Regions from separate parts of the Mus musculus genome. Here all the other regions are linked to region 3. Evidence: chromatin loops called from intact Hi-C (ENCODE). Cell type or tissue: left cerebral cortex. All regions are shown on one strand.

Evidence for each region. Hi-C counts contacts between places; a loop is a spot of excess contacts. Peaks named below come from ENCODE experiments on the same cell type or tissue, not always from the same donor. Only the 100,000 strongest peaks of a DNase experiment are listed, where the experiment ranks them.
Region 1: a loop joins it to region 3, with 2.7 times the contacts of the local background. A loop is called at or near these places in 13 of 42 quality-filtered maps.
Region 2: it touches region 3 in a loop (5-fold over the local background); 8 of 42 quality-filtered maps call a loop at or near these places.

What each region holds. Positions count from the first base shown.
Region 1 is chr8:110,641,683-110,649,682 of GRCm38, reverse strand. Vac14 (Vac14 homolog (S. cerevisiae)) reads right to left here. Exons shown (of 19, transcript NM_146216.3): 10 at 3,865-3,925. Among named protein-coding and RNA genes, the nearest start is that of n-TGgcc10, 14 kb to the right of the region's middle. In left cerebral cortex, a CTCF peak has its summit at 3,423 (motif pointing left); DNase peaks (open chromatin) are centred at 811, 3,414 and 7,221.
Region 2 is chr8:110,994,164-111,002,163 of GRCm38, reverse strand. Ddx19a (DEAD box helicase 19a) reads left to right here and starts at 4,341. Exons shown (of 12, transcript NM_007916.2): 1 at 4,341-4,497. The coding sequence starts at 4,441. Gm51551 (a long non-coding RNA gene) reads right to left here. Exons shown (of 3, transcript XR_003947457.1): 2 at 6,616-8,000; 3 at 5,708-6,221. In left cerebral cortex, a CTCF peak has its summit at 3,773 (motif pointing right); DNase peaks (open chromatin) are centred at 3,906 and 4,330; H3K4me3 peaks cover 1,665 bases; H3K27ac peaks cover 1,198 bases.
Region 3 is chr8:110,843,179-110,851,178 of GRCm38, reverse strand. It overlaps Sf3b3 (splicing factor 3b, subunit 3), which reads left to right and starts at 4,376. Exons shown (of 26, transcript NM_133953.2): 1 at 4,376-4,504; 2 at 6,580-6,716. The coding sequence starts at 6,647. It overlaps Cog4 (component of oligomeric golgi complex 4), which reads right to left and starts at 4,155. Exons shown (of 19, transcript NM_133973.2): 1 at 3,970-4,155; 2 at 1,229-1,311. The coding sequence starts at 4,128. In left cerebral cortex, CTCF peaks have their summits at 4,092 and 4,746; DNase peaks (open chromatin) are centred at 3,419, 4,193 and 4,360; H3K4me3 peaks cover 2,488 bases; H3K27ac peaks cover 1,733 bases.

The DNA.
Region 1 (8,000 bases), 200 kb after region 3:
GTGTGGGTGTGTACTTTCCTACACAGCTGTCATTAGACTTTCTAAAGGCTGGTGACCACTAAGAGGCCAGTGACCAGGAACAACCTTCCCTCTAACCACTGCTCGTACTTGGCTATCTGGGTAGTGCTCTGGATAAGCAACACATGAGAAGATGGGAGGGCAGCTTGTTTTGTGACACCCTGAACGATGCCATCTGTGGGAGCTCAGTGGCCCTGGAGGGAGCTGGCCAGAGGCTCTGAATGTCCGATCTGTTCTCATAATTCCTGTGGCTGCTGCTTCTAAGCACAGGCAGGGCTGCACTCGACGATGCTGCCACAAGATGGTCTTCCTGCACCAGTGGAGCACATGGTGTGTTGTTTCCCTGCGTGTGTTCTTAAAAGGTTAGGTTTAGCATTGTCTCCTGAGTGACAGGTATGGTGAATTAAACTAGCTCCAGCTCGCTGGTTTGACCTGTAGAGAAGAAATCAAGTCTCTGTAGGCCTGTCCAGCTGAGCATGTTTTCAAACTGAAAGAGAAGTGGTAGAAGGTTGTGCCACCCCTGCAGTCCATCAGTCACACCGTATATGTTCCTCCATTTCACTGTCACCCCCTGAAGCATGACAGTCTCTGCAGCCCAGAGTACAGTGCTAAGTAAGTCAGACAGGGTTTTTTTTTGGCTATAAGTGGGAGCTCATAAATCCCCTTACAGACTCCACCATTCTTCCGAGCCCAGTGCTCAGACCTCCCGGACTCACGTATGCCCTATATGCCTGCCCATTCCTCCAACCCTGAGTTCCAAAACCCAGTGTCCACACTGAGCTTCCTCCCTGAGGATGCCTTGCATGACTGGGTGGAGTCTAGATAGTCTGAGTCACACTTTTTTTCTCCTTGCAGTCCAACTTAGGAATGAGCCAGCACAATCTGGTTTAGCATTAGCTAACACCTAGAGGCCGCCCTTCCCATCCCTCTCATCTGCTCCATCCTGTCCATCAGAAAAGCTGCCAAAACTGCATGGTACTGGTACAGTGACAAACAGGTAGATCAATGGAAATGAATACACACACCTAAGGTTACTTGATCTTTGACAAGGGAGCTAAAAATCATCCAATGGAAAAAAGACAGCATTTTCAACAAATGGTGCTGGCACAACTGGCAGTTATCATGTAGAAGAATTCGAATTGATCCATTCTTATCTTCTTGTACAAAGCTCAAGTCTAAGTGGATCAAAGACCTCCACATAAGACCAGAGACACTGAAATTAATAGAGGAGAAAGTAAGGAAAAGCATCGAAGATATAGGCACAGGGGAAAAATTCCTAAACAGAACAGCAATGGCTTGTGCTGTAAGATCAAGAATTGACAAATGGGACCTCATAAAATTGCAAAGCATCTGTAAGGCAAAGGACACTGTCAATAAGACAAAAAGGCCACCAACAGATTGAGAAAGATTTTTTACCAATCCTAAATCAGATAGGGGACTAATATTCAATATATTCAAAGAGCTCAAGAAGCTGAACTCCAGAAATTCAAATAACCCTATTAAAAATGGGGTTCAGAGCTAAACAAAGAATTCTCAACTGAGGAATACCGAATGGCTGAGAAGCATCTGAAAAAATGTTCAACATCCTTAATCATTAGGGAAATGCAAATCAAAACAACCTTGAGATTCCACCTCACACCAGTCAGAATGGCTAAGATCAAAAATTCACGTGACAGCAGATGCTGGCAAGGATGTGGAGAAAGAGGAACACTCCTCCACTGCTGGTGGGATTGCAAGCTTGTACAACCACTCTGGAAGTCAGTCTGGAGGTTCCTCAGAAAATTGGACATAATACTACCAGAAGATCCAGCAATACCCCTCCTGGGCATATATCCAGAAGAAGTTTCAACTGGTAATAAGAACACATGCTCCACTATGTTCATAGCAGCCTTATTTATAATAGCCAGAAGCTGGAAAGAACCCAGATGTCCCTCAATAGAAGAATGAATACAGAAAATGTGGTACATTTACACAATGGAGTACTACTCAGCTATTAAAAACAATGGATTCATGAAATTCTTGGACAAATGGATGTATCTGGAGGATATCATCCTTCATGAGGTAACCCAATCACAAAAGAAGTCACTTGATATGCACTCACTGATAAGTGGAATTAGCCCAGAAACATAGAACACCCAAGATACAATTTGCAAAACACAAGAAAATCAAGAAAAGGAAAGATCAATGGGTGGATACTTTGTTCCTCCTTAGAATAGGGAACAAAATACCTGTGAAAGGAGTTACAGAGACAAAGTTCTGAGCTGAGATGAAAGAATGGACTATCCAGAGACTAACCCACCTGGGGATCCATCCCATAATCAGCCACCAAACCCAGACACTATTGCATATGTCAGAAAGATTTGCTGAAGGGACCCTGTTATAGCTATCTCATATGAGGCTATGCCAGTGCCTGGCAAATACAGAAGTGGATGCTCACAGTCATCTATAAGACAGAACACAGGGCCCCCAATGGAGGAGCTAGAGAAAGCACCCAAAGAGCTGAAGGGGGTCTGCAACCCTATAGGTGGAACAACATGAACTAACCAGTACCCCCCAGAGCTCCTGTCTCTAGCTGCATATGTAGCAGAAGATGGCCTAGTCGGCCATCATTGGGAAGAGAGGCCCCTTGGTATTGCAAACTTTATATGCCCCAGTGCAGGGGAATGCCAGGGCCAAGAAGCGGGAGTGGGTGGGTAGGGAAGCAGGGCAGAGGGAGGGTATAGGGAATTTTCGGGATAGCATTTGAAATGTATATAAAGAAAATATCTAATAAAAATAAATAAATAAAAAGACACGAGAAAACAAACAAAAAACAAAACAAATAGGAAAAGCTGCCAAGCCTCCTTCTCAAACACATCTTCCATCCTGCCAGCTTCTCAGTCTAAGCTGTTGTCCCTTCTCCCCAGCCACACGACCTTCCCCTAAAACCATTCTGTATAGAGTAGCCTATTTCCTCAATCTTCTTCATCCCTAAAATAGATATAATGGTTCTGTCAACCCCAGGACTAGCAGACCCAATGGTCTGACCAAGGTAAGCACAGAGCCCGGCTGTGGGAGCACTTCACCATTCACAGTGGCTTGGTCCCCTACCCCTTTACAGTTCTCCTGTCTCCTAGAAATCTGCTGGTTACTGTGTTGTCTGCCATTAAAGTGTATTGAAGTCAGGATCATATTTAAGGGCTGACTTTTTACATTTTCTCCATTGGCTCCCCAGGCAATGGCTCAACGTTGAGTTCAGAGGAAATCACTGTAGAAATGTCATCCACCTTAGGCACAGGTGCTAATGCTTCAAAGAAGCAGCTCCAGCAGGCAGGTCAGCAGACACAGCCCACGGGAGAACCATGACAGTTCTCTCCCAAGGGGTTGGCAAGGCAGGCTATGACTTTGCTCCCTGGCCTGCACTGCCCCCCCGTGGAAGCCTGTCCTATGACACCTATCCTGGGAGAAGGTGGGACCGTTCTGGTGCCTGTGCCTGGATCACTCTCTCGCCTGCTGTGCCCTTCCTTCCTTCTTCTTCTCCATGCCTCCCCTGCCCAGAGTCGGCCTTGCCTTGGATAAAGAAAAGATGTTGGCAAAGGGAACTGCAGCCCCAAAGCCATCACCACACACGGCTGGGTTTCTAGGATGTGCATCTACAGACCTCCAGTGGCTTCCCATCTTTCCCAAAGGCCTTCTGTCCAGAGGCACCGGGGAGAGGGTGCCTGTGGCCCTTCAGGTTTCCTCAAGTATCTCCTCTGTGTATCAGAAACTCCCCCAAGAGTGGCCTCAGACAGTTTCCTTGGGTCTCTGCTGCAATCTCTTGCACCCAGAAAGACTTAGACCACTGGCTTTTCACAAAGCACTTACTTGGCTGAGGTGAAGACATTGATGCCACTTCCAAAGCTGGAGTCACAGGAACCTGGACCTCCTGTGGGAAGAAGAGGGACAAGGTGATGCTTCCTGAAGCCTGCCTACTTGTCTGTAGAGACAAGACCCTGTTCTCTCCTCCTCAGCACCCACTCCTCCACTGAGGCTCCTGAGAAGGAAGCCAAGGATCCAGCACTTTTACAGGCCCCAGTGCTCAGCTAGGCTCAGGGCTCTCACAAGCTGGGGACACACTCATGCTGAATACAAATGGGACATTTCAGAAAGGTCTGAAGGTCCAAGGGCAGTGGCTGTACATGACTTAGGTTATGTAACATCGTGGCCAGCAGGGAATGCAGGTCAAGTTCACAATATGATGCTATTTCTCATCCACAAGGAGGGCTAATGACGAAATGCAAGAAAATGCGAGTGTTGGCTAGGTACACATCACTGGTGGAAATGTGAAGTGGTGTTGCCACAGGCTGTACAACAGGCTGGAAGCTCCTCAGAAGTTAGACACAGGTGCCCAGCAGCTGTGGGCACCTGTGTGCCCTCTAAGAGCCCCACCCAAGAGCAATGCAAGTCTGTATCCTGTATCTTATGCTAGTGTGACCACCTACCATAGTCAAAAGGTGGGCAGAGCCCACATGCCTATGCATGGATAAACAAACTAAAATATTATTTAGCAATAAAGAGCAACAGGTTATATAATGGATGAACTTTGACATGCTGAGTCAAAGAAGCCAATTCCAAAACTACATAGCAAGATTCCATTCACTGGAAACGATTAGAATAGACGAGTCTGGAGACAGAAGGTAGGTTAGAGGTTACAGAGTGCTGGAGAATTTTGGGAGTATGGGGTGTGATGGGCAAGGACTTTAGGTTGTTGATGATGTCCTAAAATTGGCTGTGATAATTATACAACTCAGTGAATGAACAAAAGTTGCTAATTGTACATGTTCAGCTGGGTATGTAGAGTCTACAAAACCTCAATAAAAGGGTTAAAATGATTCTGGGAAAGAATTGTAACCTTGAACTCTGCACAAGTCCCTTAGCATGTGGCCAATTCAAAACCTTTACTATACTTAGCTTTCTGCTGCAAAACTCAAGCAGGACAGGACTGAGATAATCCCAACCTTTTTCTTTGGCGCTTAATTAAGTTATCTAAAGAGCCAAGACTTTGCGCATCTGGAAGGCTGCCAGTGGGCTCTCTTCTAACCCCAGTACTGGCCAGGCAATGGCCACAGCTCAGAGCATGAAGGAAAGGAGGAGGGGTCAGCAGCGTGAGGTGCTCAGATAAGGGGTCAGTACCACCATTCAGTGCTGAGCCAATGCAGCCCCAACAGGATGCACTGCAGACAAAGTACTTCGATTGCATCTTTCCCAAGTGCTTAACTTCAGGATGCATGAGAGAAATGTGAGTCCAACTCATGTGGAGAGGTGGTCAGCAAAGTGACCAGCCAGCCCTTCATAATTGTCAAGATTAGAGGTGATTCAGAGGACAGCAATTGGTGTAATGTGGAGTTTTACCTACAAAGGGACAGGAAGGGACAAATGGGGTCAGCAGTGTCCTAACATATTTCCAGACAGCTCAGAGAATATACATAAGGATCTCTTTATTCATTTTCTGTACACTTAAAGTGATCTTCTAAACTGAGGAGAATATATAGACTATGGCGTGGCAGTCGTGTGGGGCTGAGAAACTGAGGATACCTCCATGACTGCTCTAAACCAGACAATAGCAGGAGCCTGTGATTTTCCCAGAGTCACACACACACTGAGAAAGAACAAGAGGAGGCAGGGGGCAGACAGAGACGGAGAAAAAATTGTCATAGTTTCTGCCTGGGATTTTTGTCACAGTTACCTGCCCCCTGTATTCTAAATTTTCAGTGCTTCTCAGTCAGGCTTGAGTTCAAAATTTCTTGACAAGGGTGCATGGTGACAATTTCTCAACCAGGCCAACAGGCAAAAATTATAAAGGAAAAGACCTGAGAAGCTAATGGAAATTGAAACCTGATTTTAAAGTTGCTGGGAGAATACATTTATAATGCTTTCACTGTCAGAACCAACACAGAATCAACACAGCAAACAATTTCTCCAAGTCAAGCCAAGAAAAGTCACTCAGGGATGCATCTGCCTAACATGAATGAAGCCAAGGGTTTGGTTTCTGTTGCACACCCATGTGTACACATGTAACACACACACACACACACACACACACACACACACGCAAATAAAATAAAATAAAGGAAAGCAGCTGAAAGGTGAATGTTCAAGTTCTTGACAAAGCAGCTTATTCATTTCTGTAGCAAATGCTTCCATGGCTGTTGGGATGCATTGAGGAACACTTGTAAACAGGCAACAGATGTTAGCTCACTTACTGTGACAGGCTGACGGTGCCAGGACTGTCAGAATAGAGGTGAAGAAGGCAGGCAAGGTCAGAAGATTTGCTCTAACAGGCCCAGGGCTGGGTGTCACTGTGCAGCATTCTGAGGAGGGCAAGCTGCTCTAAGAGGCCAGGAACTGCAGGAAATCGTCTGACTGCAGAGTAAGATGTTTTCGCTCACTCACCAGGGCCTGAACATTTAAGAGATGCCTCACTGCCATGGAAGGCTGGGAGGGAGCTCAGGCGTCTCCACACTGGAAGTGCTTTTGCAGCCACTGGCCCTCCCAGGGTCAGTTCAGCACTATGGACTCACGTGGGAAGTGCCCCATTCTACAGGTTCCTGCACATGCTAAGCAAGTGCGCCATGACTAGAGCCACACCTCCAGTCACTCTTCCTGCTTTTAGCTGGAATTTTCTATAAGGAGGAGCTGTCCTTTCTTTGTCACTCATTCATTCATTCAGCCATTTATATCAAACATTAGGGAGCCATAGATATTTCTTATGTGAGGTTTTGTTTCTTTTATTCTGACTTTTTAAAGACAAGGTCTCATGTAGCCCAGGCTGGCCTTGAATTCTCCATGTAGGGAGGATCAACCTTGATTTCTTAATCCTCCTGCCTCCATAGCCCAAGGATTACAGTGCAGCATCAATCCAGCTGTTCTGTTACAGATGATGACTAACATTGTCCCTACTGTCATTCAAAAGTTTTAAAGTTTACAAATAAAATATTTTCTAAAAATAACAAACCAAGTTTTTAGCCTATTCCAAAAATAGCCTATGGTCTTTCTTCCTCCTGGTAAAGGGGATCTTTATTTCTGTGTTAAGTAAGAGGCCCACACTGCCACCTGCCTTCTCTAGTCACAGGAGTGGAGGAGGGAAGGCTATGGCAGCAGGCCAAGCCTGTTGTGGCATTCACCCTACTTATGTCATGGTGCGCAGGGCCTGGAGGCAGGTGGAAAGAGGATGCAGCGAGTGATGGGAAAGGCAGGCTGACCCACGGTTAGGGTCCGTACCCCTGAAGTCCACCCTCCTTCTCTTATAGGAAGCTACATATCTGTGGATAAAATGTCAGGATACCAAGCCTGAATCTCCAATCGCCTCAGCCAGAGCCTCTGTTTCCACCCAGTCCCCTTCCATGAGCAACACAGAGCAGACAGACACGACTCGGCAGGAATGGCGCTCCCTCCTGCAACTCTGGCACTGCAGAGGCTGACATGGGAGGATGCAGAGTTGAATCCTGGCTTGGGTGACACAGCAAAGGCCTGTCTCAAGAAGAAAGAAGACAGGTGCAGGTAGAAACTCACCGTGAGGCAGTTTGCCACAGGATTATCTGCTCTACCAACGGATGCTTTGGCTAGTCACTTACTGGGGAGGTGGTTTGTGGAGGAAAACAGGACCTTTGTGTGATTTCCAGTATCTTCCTCAGTATAATTTTTTGCATAAGTATGTGTGTGTTGTGTGAATACATGTGTGAAAGTCCACTTTTGTGGACGACCCTATGTTTGCATGTGGAGGCCAGATGCAGATGTCAGGTGTCCTCCTTTTCATTTTCTGTACTGAGATATGTTTTCTGCTGAATATGGAGCCTGCTGATTAGACATGGCTAGCTAGCCACTTCTTCTGGGGATCCTGTTTCTACCTCCCTAGAACTGATGTGTGCCACCATGTCTACCTTTTATGTCAGTCCTGGGGATCCAAACTCTAGGCCTCACGCTTTACCTACTGAGCCATCTCTTCAGCTCCGATCCAGTCT
Region 2 (8,000 bases), 150 kb before region 3:
CAAATGTGTTATGATCCTTGTTTCATGGATAGAGAAACAAGCACAGAGAGGCTATGTGAATTGCCCTTCAACTCCCCCATAGTCAAAGTCCCCTAGACTTTGGTTCTAGGCCCCCACACTCTTAACATATTTGTCTCATGCCATTTTAGAACTGCTTTTATTTATTTTTTTAAAGATTTATGTATATGAGTGTGCTATCTGTATGTAAACCTGCATGCCAGAAGAGGCCATCAGATCCTAGTATAGATGGTTGTGAGCTACCATGTGGTTGCTAGGAACTGAACTAAGAACTCTGGAAGAGTAGACTGCTGCGCCATCTCTCCAGCCCCAACAACTGCTTCTTTAGTGTATGTTCTCCCCTGTACTCTAGGCAAGTATGTCTTTACTACTGAATTCTGAGATTGCAGCAGCAGGGGTTGCAAAGAACTGTTCTGTGTTACTGTGTCTTCCAATGTTTAACCTTGAGAAAATGCTTCACAATCATTTTCTCTACAGTTAACTTACTGCTGGGAATCAAACTCAGGCATCCCTTAGGCTGGGCAAGTGCTCTGTGATGACTCAGCTACATCTCCACCCTTTATACTTTTATTTATTTGTTTGTTTTTTTTTGTTTATTTATTTGTTTATTGATCGATTGATTATAGCCTTTACTGGCCTGGAAGTAACTATGTAGACCAGGCTGACCTCAAATTCATAGAGATCTGTCTGCCTCTGCCTCTCAACTGTGGGATTAAAGGTGGTGCCACTGTGCCCGGCTTCCTTTATATAATAATTTGAAAAGCTAAACAGTTATTCTACAACCTGATATAATCCCTCCTTTATTTTCTGAATCTTTATAGCATCCTGTTGTCCCTTGCCATCCTGTTGCTTACTGCATGTAGGGGCATCTGCAGTGTAAAGAAGCAGAAAATTCACTTACTGATTTGCTCCCTCCCTGACTCGAGCACCAGCTATTGTGCCCCAGCGTGGATAGACTGCAGGGTAATCCAGCGGTGGAGAGACACCATGGATAGGGTATCCAATGGTGAATCTGGGACTCTGTGATGAAAACAAAATGCCTCACAGATGAGGAAAAGGTGACAGTTCCGTCCACCCAGCAGGTGATGCAGCCCAGGAGCAGATAAGTGTCCAGAAAAGGACATTGTCCTCCAGTAATTGGTTGGCTCATTAGGCTTTGGCTAGTCAGATGCCAACAATGTTCTAAGATGCATACTTACTGAGTTGGTTGGTGTAAAGAAAGCCAGCCACTTCCTCTCCCAGGTTTTGGGTTTGTGCTGTAGAACTGAGTTGCCCTAAAATCAGAGGTCAGATTTGCAAGTTGGTTAGGCCTTTTTTTTTTTTAAGAATTATTTTATGTATATGAATACAGGGTAGCTGTCTTCAGACACATCAGAAGAGGGCATCCCATCCCATTACAGATGGTTTTGAGCCACCATGTGGTTGCTGGGAATTGAACTCAAACCACTGGAAGAGCAGTCAGTGCTCCTAACCACTGAGCCATCTCTCCAGCCCTGTTTAGGTTTATTGATGTTAGAATTAACTTCTGGACCATGAGTTTTGTGAACTGGGAAATAGAGATGACATAAGTGTTGCAGAGAACTAAATGATTCAAACAAATTGTGTATAATGGGGTTTTTGTTTGTTACTTGTTTTGCTTTGTAGACAGGGTTTCTCTGTGTAGCCCTGGCTGTCCTGAAATTCACCCTGTAGACCAGGCTGGCCTCAAACTCAGAGATTTGCTTACCTGTCTCTCGAGTGCTGGGATTAAAGGCATATTTTGACCATGCTCAGTTCAGAATGAGGGGTTTCTAAAAATGTTAACTTAGCACCACTTGTAGACCTCCTGGCTAAAATGGAGTGTAGATGTTAAGTCATGTGGTCATGTACAGAGGAGTCAGAACTTGTCTAAGTGCAGGCTCTTTGGTGGGAACTATCAGAAAGTGCCTTCTCTTTGGCCTCTGGTGTGGAAAAAGGAGTCATTGTGGGTGTACTCCCTTTGAGGTGTGCAGGCTAGCTGTGAGCTGGAAATGAATGTTCTGGCAGAAGGTAAGGTATAACCCAGAGTTGTTTCCAACAATAGCTGAGTAGATTCATTGTTTCATTTGGGCTTTCAGCCAACACCGCCAGAAATCAACCTCATAGTGGATGCAGGTGGTATGAAAGAATTTTTTTAATTCATTAAATGCAGGAGTCGTGGTACATGCCTGTAATCCCAGCACTCGGGAGGCAGAAGTAGCAGAATTTCTGAAAGTTCAAAACTATCCTGTTCTACATTGAGAGTTCCAGGCCAGAAGGAAGGAAGGAGGAAGGAAGAAAAGGTTAGGAAAGGAAGCAAGCCAGATGGGTGTGAGAAGGCTCGGCTGATTCCATGACAAGCTTCAGATTGGCAGTTAAGGAGACGAGGTCTAAATCTCTGTCTCCAAGAACTGGGCAATTCCAGGCAAGTCCAGGCCTCACAAGCTGCCCTGCCACCTGGCCTGAGGCAAGGACAATGGGTCAGCAGCAGTTTCCAGACTTCCTCAGCCCCCCACACCCTGGTAATAGAATAGAGATGAACCCAACAGATTAACATAGAGGTCACCTTAACCCAGGATTCCCTAATATGCTTTAAATCAGGCCTGCAAGCTCACTTGGGTCTCTTTTCTCTCTCTCTCTCTCTCTCTCTCTCTCTCTCTCTCTCTCTCTCTCTCTCTCTCTCTCTCGGTCATGGGGAGACCCAAGCATGCTGAACTTGTACAGAATAAAGAACACTTTGCATTTACAATCTATTTGAGTTGGTGTGTGTGTGTGTGTCATTCTTCAGCAAATTATGGACCCTTAGAGTGGTGATGGTGCCTAACTTTAATCCCAGCACTCGGGAGGCAGAGGTAGGCAGATCTCTGAGTTCAAGGCCAGCCTGGTCTACAGAATGAGTTCAAGAACAATCGAGAGCTACACAGAGAAACCCTGTCTTCACAAACCAAACCAAACCAAACCAAACCAAACCTAAATATCTTGCAAACCTAAGACAAGTCAAAACTTGAACTTCTTAATTGTTGTCAGACACTATGTCTTCTCTAAGAAGTATGTCCCAGCAGATACATGAAGAAATAGCCATGTTCTTGGTACTAGAATAGGTATGCTTGGTAGTGCAATTTCAAGAGGACAATGGGCAGTTAGACTCAAAATATATGCATTTTGAGACTAGGTCTCCTGTAGCAGAGACTGGCCTTGCACTCTCAATCTTCCTCCTACACCTCCCAAGTACTGGAGTTAAAAGTGTTCACTACCATTCCATTAAAATTTTGCACTATTTTAAGAGCATCCTTTTTGTGAAGTGCCTAAGTCATTCAAACAGCTTTACACAACTATCATGACTTAAAATGTATCCCAACAGAGGGAAAGTACTTCTCTTATCCCAGTATTTGGGAGGCAGAAAAAAAAAAAAAAAAGCCACGGGATACATGAAATTCTTGACTCAAAAAAAAAAACAAAAAAAAAAAAACAAAACTAAATACATATCCACACACATAGGATGTAACTCTGTTTTGTTTGTTTTTAATTGTTTTTTGAGACAGGGTTTCCTCTGTGTAGCCCTAGTTGTTCTGGAATTTGCTCTAGTGGCCTCTGCCTCCCAAATTCTGAGATTAAAGGCCTGTGCCACCTATGCTCAGATCATTTCATTCTTAGTTGTATGTATATGCATGTGTGTCTGCGACTGCAAAGGCCACTAGAGAGCGTTCTATTTTTTTAAAAAATATTTATTATTTATATGTAACTACACTGTAGCTGTCTTCAGACACACCAGTAGAGGGTGTCAGATGTCATTACGGTTGGTTGTAAGCCACCTTGTGGTTGCTGGGATTTGAACTCAGGACCTTCGGAAGAACAGTCAGTGCTCTTAACCGCTGAGCCATCTCGAGAGAGAGCGTTCGATCCCTTGTAATCTAGGTGTTGGAGATTATTAAGGAGGAAACCGAGTTCAAGGTAGCCTTGTTTTAAAACAAGATACCTAGTTTCAAAACCAAAAAATGGGTAAGTATTTTGGTTATGAAATGAAGCGATTGGGCGAGTACTAAGTAACTCTGCAGAGCTCTAGGACGTTAACTCAATTAGATCGCACCTAGCGAGATGGAATTTTTTTTTTTTTTCCTCCTCTTTTTAGCATTTCGAGACAGGGTTTCTCTGTGTGGCCCTGGCCGTCCTGGAACTCTCTCAGTAGATCAGGCTGGCCTCAAATTAAGAAATAAGCGACTCAGGACCTTAAAGTGCTAAGCTCCGCATGCTTATCTTCCTGGGGGCGGAGCGTGGGTGGAAGACGGACGCGCGGGGCAGGAACTGACGTCAACTCCGCGCGGGTCTTTTTCCGCTCCGTGTGAGTGGCACTTGGCGCGGGCTTGCGTTCGGCGCTGGTGTTGGCGGGGCGCGGAGCATCTCTGCAGGTCGGCTCGCGTCGGGACCATGGCCACCGACTCATGGGCGCTGGCGGTGGACGAGCAGGAAGCCGCTGTCAAGTCGGTCAGTGGCCTGGTGGGGATTAGGGGACTGAGGCGGACATGGTTTCCAGCACGGGGACCTCAGAGCCGGGCCAGCCCGCGCTCGCTGGAGTTTGCTGTGGGCGATCACTTAGCGCGGCGGATTTGCTCCGACAGCGAAGAAAACCCGCAGCGAGCTTCTTATCCGAGTTTGGACTGAAAAGTTGCTCCCATGGTGACATTGTCTTTATTAAGTGTGTGAGGCCCCAAACTGGCCCTTCTCTTGACCTCTTACAAGAAATGGCAACATAAAATTCTCTCTTTTTTTCGTTGTTGAGGGGTAGTTTTTGAGTGAGTTTATGCTGCCTTTCCCCTAACAGCCCCACATTCATGCTTAACCGCCAAGCGGCAGTTTGTAGCTCGCCAGAATAACGGGTTTTGTTTGTGTTAATGCTTCACTTAGCAACAAATGCAAACTGTCTAGTTGCTATTTTAAGTGTCGTATAGTTTTTGTTAGATTGTTTTTGTGTTTTTGGAGGGGTGCGTTGGTGGGTTCGAGACGGTGTAGCCCAGGTTGGCCTCTGACTTGCTAATTAGCTGAGACTGGCCTTGAGAGCTCTTGCATCCCTATCCCTCCGCCTCCTCTTAAGTGTATGAGTTACAGCTTTGCTGCCTGTGTTTTTGACACAGCCCAACTGGCTTCACTATTTACCTCGGGGTCGCCTCAAATACTTTCTTTTAATATCTTATGTTTTCTATGTGTGTGTATGGGTGTTTTGCCTGTTCGTATCTATGCACCACACTTGAGCCTACATATGTTAGAAGAGGGTTTTAGATCCCCTTGGAACTGGGATTTACAAACTGTTGTGAGCCACCATGTGGCGCTAAGAACCAAACCCTGGCCCTTCCGCAACAGCAGCGAGCTCTCTTAACTCTTAAACCAATTCAGCTGAAGAATGAGCAGTTGATTTTCTTTTTTTTTTTTTTTTTTTTTTTTTTTCCATTTTTTATTAGGTATTTAGCTCATTTACATTTCCAATGCTATACCAAAAGTCCCCCTTACCCACCCACCCCCACTCCCCTACCCACCCACTCCCCCCCTTTGGCCCTGGCGTTCCCCTGTACCGGGGCACACAAAGTCTGCGTGTCCAATGGGCCTCTCTTTCCAGTGATGGCCGACTAGGCCATCTTTTGATACATATGCAGCTAGAGTCAAGAGCTCAGGGGTACTGGTTAGTTCATAATGTTGTTCCACCTATAGGGTTGAAGATCCCTTTAGCTCCTTGGGTACTTTCTCTAGCTCCTCCATTGGGAGCCCTGTGATCCAGCAGTTGATTTTCTTAAGAAGCTCTCCTTATTCTTTGTTTTTAAAAGTTATTTGGATTTGCTTTGTGTATATCCTCGTATTTTGAACATGGATGTGCCGCATTCATGTGTGGAGGTCAGGAGGTAGCTTGTGAGGGTAGGTTCTCTTCCTCCAGTTTGTCAGGCCATCTTATGAACCCCATCTGAAGTTTCAAATCTAGTGATTATTCCTAAGACATAGTGACTGAATTTTTTTTCTTCAATTTAATTCTGTGTGTAGCCCTGGGTATCTTGGAATTTGCTCTGTAGACTCAGAGACGCACCTGCCTCTGCCTCCTGAGTGCTGGGACTACAGGTGTGTGCCACCATGCCTGGTGTAATTACATGTTTTGAGAAGAGGATCTCACTTTGATGTCCAGACTGGCTTCAAACCCCTGGAATCCAGTAATCTTCCTGTCTTACCTGGAATTGCAGGAAAGGACCACCATACTCACATGTTTGGCTTTTAAAAATGTACTATCAAAAACTGGGGAGTTAGTTTTGTAAATCACCCTTGCCTAGCCTGAATAAGGTCCTGGGTTGGAAACCCTAGCACTACAGGGGTTTAAAAAAATGTATGCCCCTAATCTCATTATGAGAGGACTGTCACCACAACTACTTAAACATCCTTGATTTGTTCAAACCATTCTGCTTATCAGGAAGCTGACGTAACCTCCTTGAGATAAGCCTCGCCACCACCCCACCCCCCCAGCATGCACATACCCCCCAGCATGCACATACCCCCCAGCATGCACATACCCCCCCAGCATGCACATACCCCCCAGCATGCACATACCCCCCCAGCATGCACACATACCATTCACCACACAGAGTTGTGAACATTTCCTGTTCAGAGAGGCAGGATTAATCATCAGGGTCTGTGTGTGGCCAGTGAATCCAGAACAAAGGATGCCAGGCTGTTTATTGACTGGCCGTTCCTAGCTATGGGTTACTCTTCACTCTCGAGAGAGCTGTGTGTTAACACATTTGTAACCAATCATGGTTTAATGGACTTGCTTCGTTTTTTTTTTGGTTTTTTTGTTTTGTTTTGTTTTCTTTCATCAGGCCTTCTGGAGGCTACTTTAATGTGGTTGAATTAGGAAACTCCAGATGGTCTTAAATGTTCAGACCATTCCAATGTATATTTCTGCTGATCCATGTGCATAAATGAGGACTAACCAACCAATGAAAAGTTCTGCTGTGTGATGCATCCCCAGGTCTGCTTGCTTTCTCATGACCTCTCTGCCATTAAAGGAGAAAGTGTGTTCACCTGCTTTTTCTCTAGAAAACCTGGTTCCTAAACTCTTTTTTTTTTTTTTTTAAAGATTTATTTATTTATTATATGCAAGTACACTGTAGCTGTCTTCAGACACACCAGAAGAGGGAGTCAGATCTCATTAGGGATGGTTGTGAGCCACCATGTGGTTGCTGGGATCCGAACTCAGGACCTTCAGAAGAACAGTCGGGTGCTCTTACCTGCTGAGCCATCTCACCAGCCCCTCCTAAACTCTTTTACTGTTGTGGTGGTCTAGATGAGATGTTCCCCGTAGACTTAGACATTTTAACACTTGGTCCCCAGTTGGTGCTGCTGTTTGGGGAGTCTTAGGAGCTTTGGCTTTGCTGGAGGAAGTATGTCCCTAGAGGCAGGCCTTGTGAACAGAAATTGCCTTATTTCGATACAGTTAAAGATTCGAGCCTTCAGCGTCTGATCTCAGTTGCTGTGCCTTTGCTCTGCCATCGTGGACTCTTATCCCTAGAATAACTGTAGAACCACAAGCCCAAGTGAAGTCTTCTGTAAGTTGTCCTGGTTATGCTGTTTCGTCACAGCAATAGGAAGTCAGTAATACACATGAGAGTGTGCATCTCCATTTCTCAAAGACCTACAGTAGGTCAGTCAGAGAGGGCAAGTTGGGGGGACAATACCACTGTCAAGTACAAGCGAGATCAGTACAGTGCCTCTAGGAAGAGTACCAGCACACCAGTACAGGTGTGTTGGTTCACACTTAATTTCAGCACTTGGGAAGCTGAAGCAGGTGGATCTCTGAGTTCAAGGACAGCCAGGGCTATGTACAAGACCCTGTCTCTAAACCAGTAACCCACGATGTTAACTTAGGGATCTGGGGGACAGACCCAGGGCTCTGGGAACATAAATCATTTGTCGTAGTTGCATTTGTCTTTGTTGATGCAAGATACAAATCCATG
Region 3 (8,000 bases):
AGTAGGAGGATTGAGCTAAGCAAATGCTCTAGCACTGAACCACACTCCCAGCTTTCTCTTTGCTTGCTTTGAAATGAGGTCTGATGTGGGCCAAGATGGCTTCAAACTCGCTGTGTAAGCAGAAAATAACCTTGGACTCTTGATCTCTTATCTGTGCTTTCCAAATATTAAGTATTAAAGGTGTGTATGGAACCACAGACAGGGTCTCTCGTTCCCCTCTACCCTTCTGAATCAGGTTTCAAGCTGGCCTCAAACTGAGATCCTATTTCAGCTTCCTGAATGCTTAAGATTATAGGCATCCACCACAATGCTCAGCAAATATAAGATTGGTAAGAGCAGTAGTTCTTAAACTTGAACTGCAAATCAGAAACACCTGGAAGATGTACTAAAATACATATTTCTGGGCCTCAACAACAAAGCCTGTAATTCAGGAAGATTAGGGTGAGGGTTCCAGAATTTGCATTCCTTTTCTTTTATATATATTTTTTTGGTTGTTTTGTTTTTGTTTATTTTAGATAGGGCTTCTCTGAAACTCACTCTTCGTAGTCTACGTTGACTTAGACTCAGAGATCCACCTGCCTCTGCTTCCCCAATGCTAGGATTAAAGGTGTACGCCACCACTGCCCAGCCACAATTCATATTTCTATTAAGGTTCCAAGTGGGTCAAGGAGATTATTTTTGATTTGTTTTTTGAGAAGGCTAGAAATAGCCAAGTTTAGCTTCTTAGTTCACTATGTAGCTACAGTTAGCCTTGAGCCCCACATCCACCTGCCCCTACTTCCTAAGTTGTGTAGCACCGTGCCTGGTTGGAGTCTAAAGCCAAAGTTTTTTTTTCCTTTTTTAGACAGGGTCTCATGTGTTCCAGGCTGGCCTTGAACTCCTGATAATTCTATCTCTCCCTCCAAGGGTTGATTAAAGATCTGAGCCACCATTCACAGTTCCAAGGACCTGTTGATAACTCTCAAAGTGTATATCCTTAGGTGCTTACTGTGAGCTACTGTTCCTTTCCATTTTAAATGCCTATCAGGTAATAAAACACTGTTAGAAAAAAGAATCCTTTTTTTTCCTTTCTTGTGACAGTACCTTGCTCTATAACCAAGGCTGGCCTCGAACTTGCAGCAAGCTTCCCACCTTAGCTTCCCAAGAGACTGGACTATGGGGCTAGGAAAACTAACTTTATCCTGTGGTCCTACTGGAATGTACAACTTTTGCTGTGGTACATACTCACCCCATCCTGTGGAGAGTGACCATCTTACTTTCAATGGTGTTCTGCTGTTCCAAAAGAGCATCCAGTTCTTTCTCCACCGCTTTCTGAAACAGACAAACACCATCAGAAGGGATATAAGTAATTTCCTTTTTAAGTGACTAGGGGATTAAACTCAAGATCTTGTACATGCTAGGCAAGTGTTTAAATATTACACTCCATCTCTACCCCTAGGTAGAAAGAACTTTAAGAGTTATCTAAATTAAGCCAGGTGAAATAACATAAATCTTACATGCCAGCATTAGGAGGAGGCATCTGGACCTCTGTGTTTGAAGCCAGTCTTGCATACATATTTAGGACAACAAGTACTACATAGAGACCCTATCTCAAGACAACAAACAAACTTATAACAAATACATTTATATAACTCAACACAGCTAAAAGGTGAATTTCAATTCAAAAATTTTTCCCTCCCACTACAGTCCCTTTGGACTTCAATGCTGCTTTGGTTTTGTTGGACTAAATAATTGGCTGTGTACTTTTTCTCATGCTTGTTTTGATGCAAGGTCCCCTGTAACTCAGGATGGTTTCTCACTTGTTCTGAAACATGGGATGACCTTGAATTCTTCTTTCCTTTCTCTTCAAGTGCTAGGATTATGCATGTGCATAACGCCCCCCCCCCCCCCCCGTTTGTTTTTCAGTATATCTTATTCTATCTAGCAGATGACTAACACAATGGAAACAAATAAATATTCAACACTTGTGCAGTGTTCTAAACAATGACGCTATAAAATGTAGTGGCTCATCCAGATGTGTGATGTTCCCTTGTTATTCCACATTCAGGAGGCGGGCAGGAGGAACAGAAGTAAATGCCAGTTTTGACCATGTAGGCAATTTGAGATCCTGTCTCAGAATCAAAACAAGGACTGGAGGAGGACTCCTCCCTCCAAGTCTGATGACTAGAATTTGATCGTCTGCATTCACACAGCAATTTTGAAGTTGTCCCCCAACTTCTACACTTGTGCTATGACACACTTGCTTCCTCATACACATACACTTTTAAAAGGAACAAAATAAAATATAGTAGCTAAAGAAATGAAATTGCCAAAGAGACCATAAATTTCTTTTTTTTTAATCCCTTCTTTCTGCATACTTAGTGTTCAGAGGGGGTGATTATATTTCTACGCCAGTGAAGCTATTTATTTATTGTGCTACCTCAATTTATGCACCTTTGAGACAGGAGTTTTGTGTAGTTCATGAATTTTAGATCCTATTGCTTCAGCCTCTTGCATGCTGGGATTACAGGTATACAGCATATTTAGCTCAATTTCTGGTTTTTTTTTCCTATGAAGTAAGGAGAGCAATATGTACCTCATCGGATTTCAATATGTACCTTATAGGATTTCTGTGCAAATAAAACAGGATAATAAAGGCACATAACACAGTGTGCAGAAAACAGTTCCACAGTCTTAGCTAAATAGTTTAATAAAGGCAGTCTTAAGACGGATGCAGAGGAAAATTTGCAGTCATTAAAAACAAACACAAAGCCAACGCTACTACATTTTATAAGACCGCAAAAATTTCCCCAATGTATTAATTGCTTCAAAGAATATAGACTTAGGAATGTTAAGTCAAGAGCACTCAACTTTAAACCACTACTTGTGTGGGAACTGCTGGAGCAGATGCAAGGCAGTACTTGAAAACATTCAAAGGTAGTAACAACTCTCTTTTCCTCTATTCAGAGCGCTTTGAGAGCTGCATGACATTAATCCCAGCACTTGAGTGACAGCGGCAGGCAGATTACTGAGTTCACTGCAAGCCTGGTCTACATAGTGAGTTGCAGGCCAGGTAGGGCTAGATAGTTAGAGCCTATCTAAAAAGAAAAAAAAAAAAAGTTCCCTGGGAAAAACAGCTGCCAAGGTTTTTAGGTGAGAGGTTACATCTTCTGACTTGCAAGGAATCCATCCACGAACTGACAGCACCAGACTGCCATGGAAAAGAAACAAACGTATATAAAGAGATATAGCATGCTATTAATAGAAAGGAAGCCGAATCCTTTCCACACCTGTTACTTGATTGACCACACATCCGAGGTACAAGAGATGAAATCACTTGTCCGAGACCAGACAGCTGCGCCTTAGTCTTAAAACTTCAAAGTCCTAACAGGGAGATTTCAAACTTCTAGGGAGTTGTGAGCTCGCCTATAATGCCAGTAGCTTGAGAGGTTGCTCTAGGAAGGTAGCCAATTTGAAGACAATATGGGCAACACCGAGGCCGTCTCAAAATAAGAAAACATCCAAATGCCTACACTTAACTGAAATGCTAAAAATACACACATAATCATTTCTTCCAAGAGAAAAAGTCTTAGACCTTCAAGCTAAATAGAAAGGAACTTCTCCTTTAAATGAGTCGAGAAGAAACTTTCGTAACTTTTCACTTCCCAAGCCAAAGCAATTCTTATTCTGAAGTCAAGCCAATTCGGTATACACATATGTATGTGTGCATGTAATACATACATGTACGCGCACACACACACACCACTTCCAGTTTTACTCGTCAGGGAAATCAATACGGAGGCAGACCAAGGAAGTAGTCCAGGTAACAGGTCAAATAAGCTTGAGTAGAACTGACAGGTGTACCCAAATGCCCAACTACATTAAAGCCTCTTGGGAAGCTGCTTTCTCGTTTTCCCTGGTAAAGCGATCGACACCCGTGATGCCCTCTGCCACCGGATCCTCCAGGAAAAAGGAGGTTCAGCTCCCCACCTCCTCGCCACAGAGTCGTTCGTACACAGCTTCCAGCTCCTGCAGCTCTGTCAGAGAGCGAATGAGCTCGGTGGAGATTTCGGAGCAGTGTCCTCCTCCCACCCCCTCCGGTGGCGGAGGAGCTCCTGACAATTTCAGCGGAGACTCCACCTCCGCCATCTTGGCTCCCGGTGGGCGCTTCCGGGCTTGCGAGGTCCCCTCTGCGTTGGCGCGGTGACCTTTGGGGCTGCCCACAGATATGCCCGATCAAAACCATTGGAAGTCTATTTTTAAAACTAACCTTCTATTTTACAGAAAACTTACCGTAACGTATAAATTTTAGATAACTCATTAGTCTTCAGGTGCAAGATGAAAACATCCCAAATTTACATCTATTTATCAGGCGGGGGCTAGATACCTTTTTCCCGTCGCGCGGCACCCGAAGGCCCGTCTTGAAGGCTAATGGCGGACGCCGGCGGATCGGCAGTGGCGGTGGCTTAGGCCTTGAAGCGATTCAGCATCCGTCGGGTACCGAAGCCATCCTTCTTGCAGCAGGGTAAAGAAGTGGCCTCCCAGCTTCTCTGTCGCGGAGGAAGTGGAGAGCGCTCATAGGAGAGAGCTGCCCGGCACCTCGGCCGGAGCCGCAGGGGCAGTTTTAGGCCCGAGAGGTTCGGTAGGCGTGAGGTTAGGGAAATGCTTGCCGTGGGCAAATGGCCTCGTGGACTCTTCGCCCACTTGTGTCTTCAGAGTGGGAACGAGTCCTTTAAGGCTTGCGAGTTTAACGTGGTGGCACACTCGTGTATTTCCACCACGCGGGGGAGGTTGAGGAAGTGGGAGTCCCACCGAGGCTGCATAGGAAGACTCGAGATTGAAAGACTATTCAATCAGCAAGGGGTAAAAATTCTGTTTGTTCAAAATGTGCAACTATCAGAAACCGCCCGGGAGCCGGGGATCTGGTTTGAACTTGTGCATTTGGTAGTTAGGCAAAATGTTGTTTCTCCTCTGAACCTCTGTTTACTGTAAAAGAAAGAAAAAAAAAACCCGAAGGCTAATAGTACCCATTTGAAGACTGTGCAAGATAAAAAGGAGGTGATGGTGGAACCGGAGATTATAGGCAGAGGCGGGGGAGGAAGCTTTCCACGGTTTGGCTGTTACGGTTACCTGATACCGGATATTCCTCCAGGAAGCACCTCTTCAGTAAGCCAGGAGATCCGTTTGTTTTGGTGTTGAGTGAGTAGGTGCTCATTTTAATCCTCCAAACCTAATGGTAGAGAGCACTTGCCCAAGGCCATAGGTTTCCTTCTCGTAGCCTCAAACACGAAATTCTGCATACAGAGCCTTACGAGGCAAGGTACCATCTTCCCCCCTGTTAAAGCAAATGTCCAAAGTCATAACATCACGTTCGCTGCTTATGGTGCAGCCGGAACTCATCCGTGACAGCCTTGTAAATTGTGAGGTCCTCTACCCTCAAGCTGCCAGTGCCAGTTCAACCTTTAGGGATAAGCCTTAGAGATATTAGTTTATTAGGTATTTTAGGACTAAATCTTAGAGGTATAACTTCATTTGCTTATATGTAGCGTTAACAGTTTCGCTAACTGAATTATAGTGTAGGCATTGAGTAAGATTCTCGGTATCTGTAGCAGAAAGCTGTCTTGTTGGTTTCTCAAAAAAATTCATCCTTTGGTTAAAGACAGCACATAAAATATGCAATAAATATATGTTCTTGAACATGCACATATATAAGCATATGGAAAGATGTAAGTTTGGTAAGATTTATAACCCAGAGAGAGAATGGGGTCTCTGGGAAATGAATCTGAGGTTTTTAGAGCCTTGAATAATGTGGATGTGTAGACCCTTGAACTACAGCTAACTGTAGGTTCTCATTTGTCTGGCAAAAAAAAAAAAAAAAAAATCACAAAAGGCACGTTTGTTAATTGAGCAAGTTGTAGGTTCTGGCATTTAACCACTTGCTCTATGTTGTCCAACTGATAGGATTTTTGAGCTTAGGGTTCCCTTGACCATAAGAAGTTTGGTTTTGTTTGAGACCGGGCCTCTCTTTGTATCATAGGCTGGAACTGAGTGTGTGACTCAGGCTGGCACTGAACAGAGTGATTCTCTTTCCTCTGCCTCTCGAGTGCTAGGATTACAGAAGAGAGCCATGATTCCTGTCTTTTTTTTTTTTTTTTTTTTTTTTTTTTTTTAATACCTAAAATGGGTGTTGCTAGGTGTAGTGGCACACACCTTTAATCCCAGTGCCTGGAGGCAGAGGCAGGAGGATCTCTGAGTTCCAGGATAGCTATTTCTGAATTGTCCATTCTGGAATTCACTGCAGCTTATACTTATCTTACACTTGCAGATATCCTCCTGCCTCGGCCTATTGAGTGTTCATGCCAATGTGCAGGCTTTCATAGAATTCATGTGAAATGAAAAGCAAAAGATGTAGTATCCTAGAACGGTGCCCACCATATAAGTGGTGGTGTATTTTTCCCCTCTTGAGACTGCAGCCCGGGCCTCTGCGAGCTTAGGAGGCACGTCGAGAAAGCACTCTTAGCTCTGCCTGTTCTGATTTCAACAAGAAGTTCCCAGACAGGGCTTCTTTTAAAAACAACAATTCTGTTTTTGTGTCCGTAGTCTGCTTTGCCTTGAAACCGTTGCTGTAACCAAGAGTTGACTGAGGGTCACAGCTTTGCTTGTCACCATGTTTCTGTACAACCTGACCTTACAGCGGGCCACTGGCATCAGCTTTGCCATCCATGGCAACTTCTCTGGTAAGTGCTACAGGTAGTGTTTTTGTGGATGGAAGTGAGTTACTATATATTTTGCTTGTCTTTTGTCAAAATGTTTCCCATTTACAAGAAAACAAATGTTGGTGTGTGTGGGGTTTGTGTTAAATTCTCGTGTATTATCTGTCACTCAGTTTCAGGGGCGTATCTTCCCAAATTGTGTGAGACGTGAGCTTTGTAAGTCACGGTAGTCACACTTTAGTCTAAAATGGCCTCTCCTGGTAGTCCTCTTCCAGCTTCCCAGAGCTGGTTCTTAATTTGACATCAAATTTGATATAAAGAATATGGGTGTCATAGTTGATGCCTGTAACCTAACACTCTGGAGGTGAGGTACTACTACTGTGAGCACGAGTTCTGGCCAGTCGGAGCTTGAGGCTAGCCTGAGATGCATTGTTTTGTTTTGCTTTGTGTTTCAAGACAGATTTTTTTTCTGTGTATCCCTGACTGTACTGGTAATGACTGTATAGATCAGGGCGGCCTCAAACTCACAGAAATCCTCTCACTTCTGCTTGAAGTGCTGGAATTAAAGGTGTATACCACCACTGCCCAGCTAAGATAACATAGTCTTAAAAAAATAGGACTCACAGATCCAAGAACAGCACTTGTTGCTGAAGCCTGACAGACAGGTTTTGATTTTTAGGGCCCAGTGTAGGAGAAAACTGACTTCTGAGAGTTGTCCTCTGGCTCACACATGCACCATAGAACTCACAGTCACAGTGCACACATACACAGCATTGTTACAGAGTTAAAAACCACAGGCTGGAGAGATCCTCCTTTGAGTCTTGCTGTATAAGTATAGGGACTTGAGTTTGGATCCCTAGAACATACATAAAGCTAAATTTGGTAGCTTTATTGTAATCCAATACTCCAATGTAGGAGTATACTGTAATCCAATGTAGGGTAGCTTTCAGGCCAGCTTGCCTGGTGTATGCAGTGGCTTACAGGAGACCCTGTGTTATACAAGGTGGAAGGTGAGGGCTAACTCCTGGGATTGTCCTCTGACCTGCCCACGTGTGCTTGTGGCACATGCTCACCTGCACTTACACAATGCACACATACATCATACACACAAACACAGAGCCATATGTGGAGGTGAAAGTTAGCATCAGCATTGTGGGTGGAGCTTACCAAGCAAGCGTCAGGATCCGGATCCGTGCACAACCACACGATTATCAGGAACACATGCTTCCCAGTTGGGTATATTGCTGGCCAGTCTTAGGACAATAAAGGTTTTGTTTTTTTTTAACTTATGTAACCCTTTATAAAAAG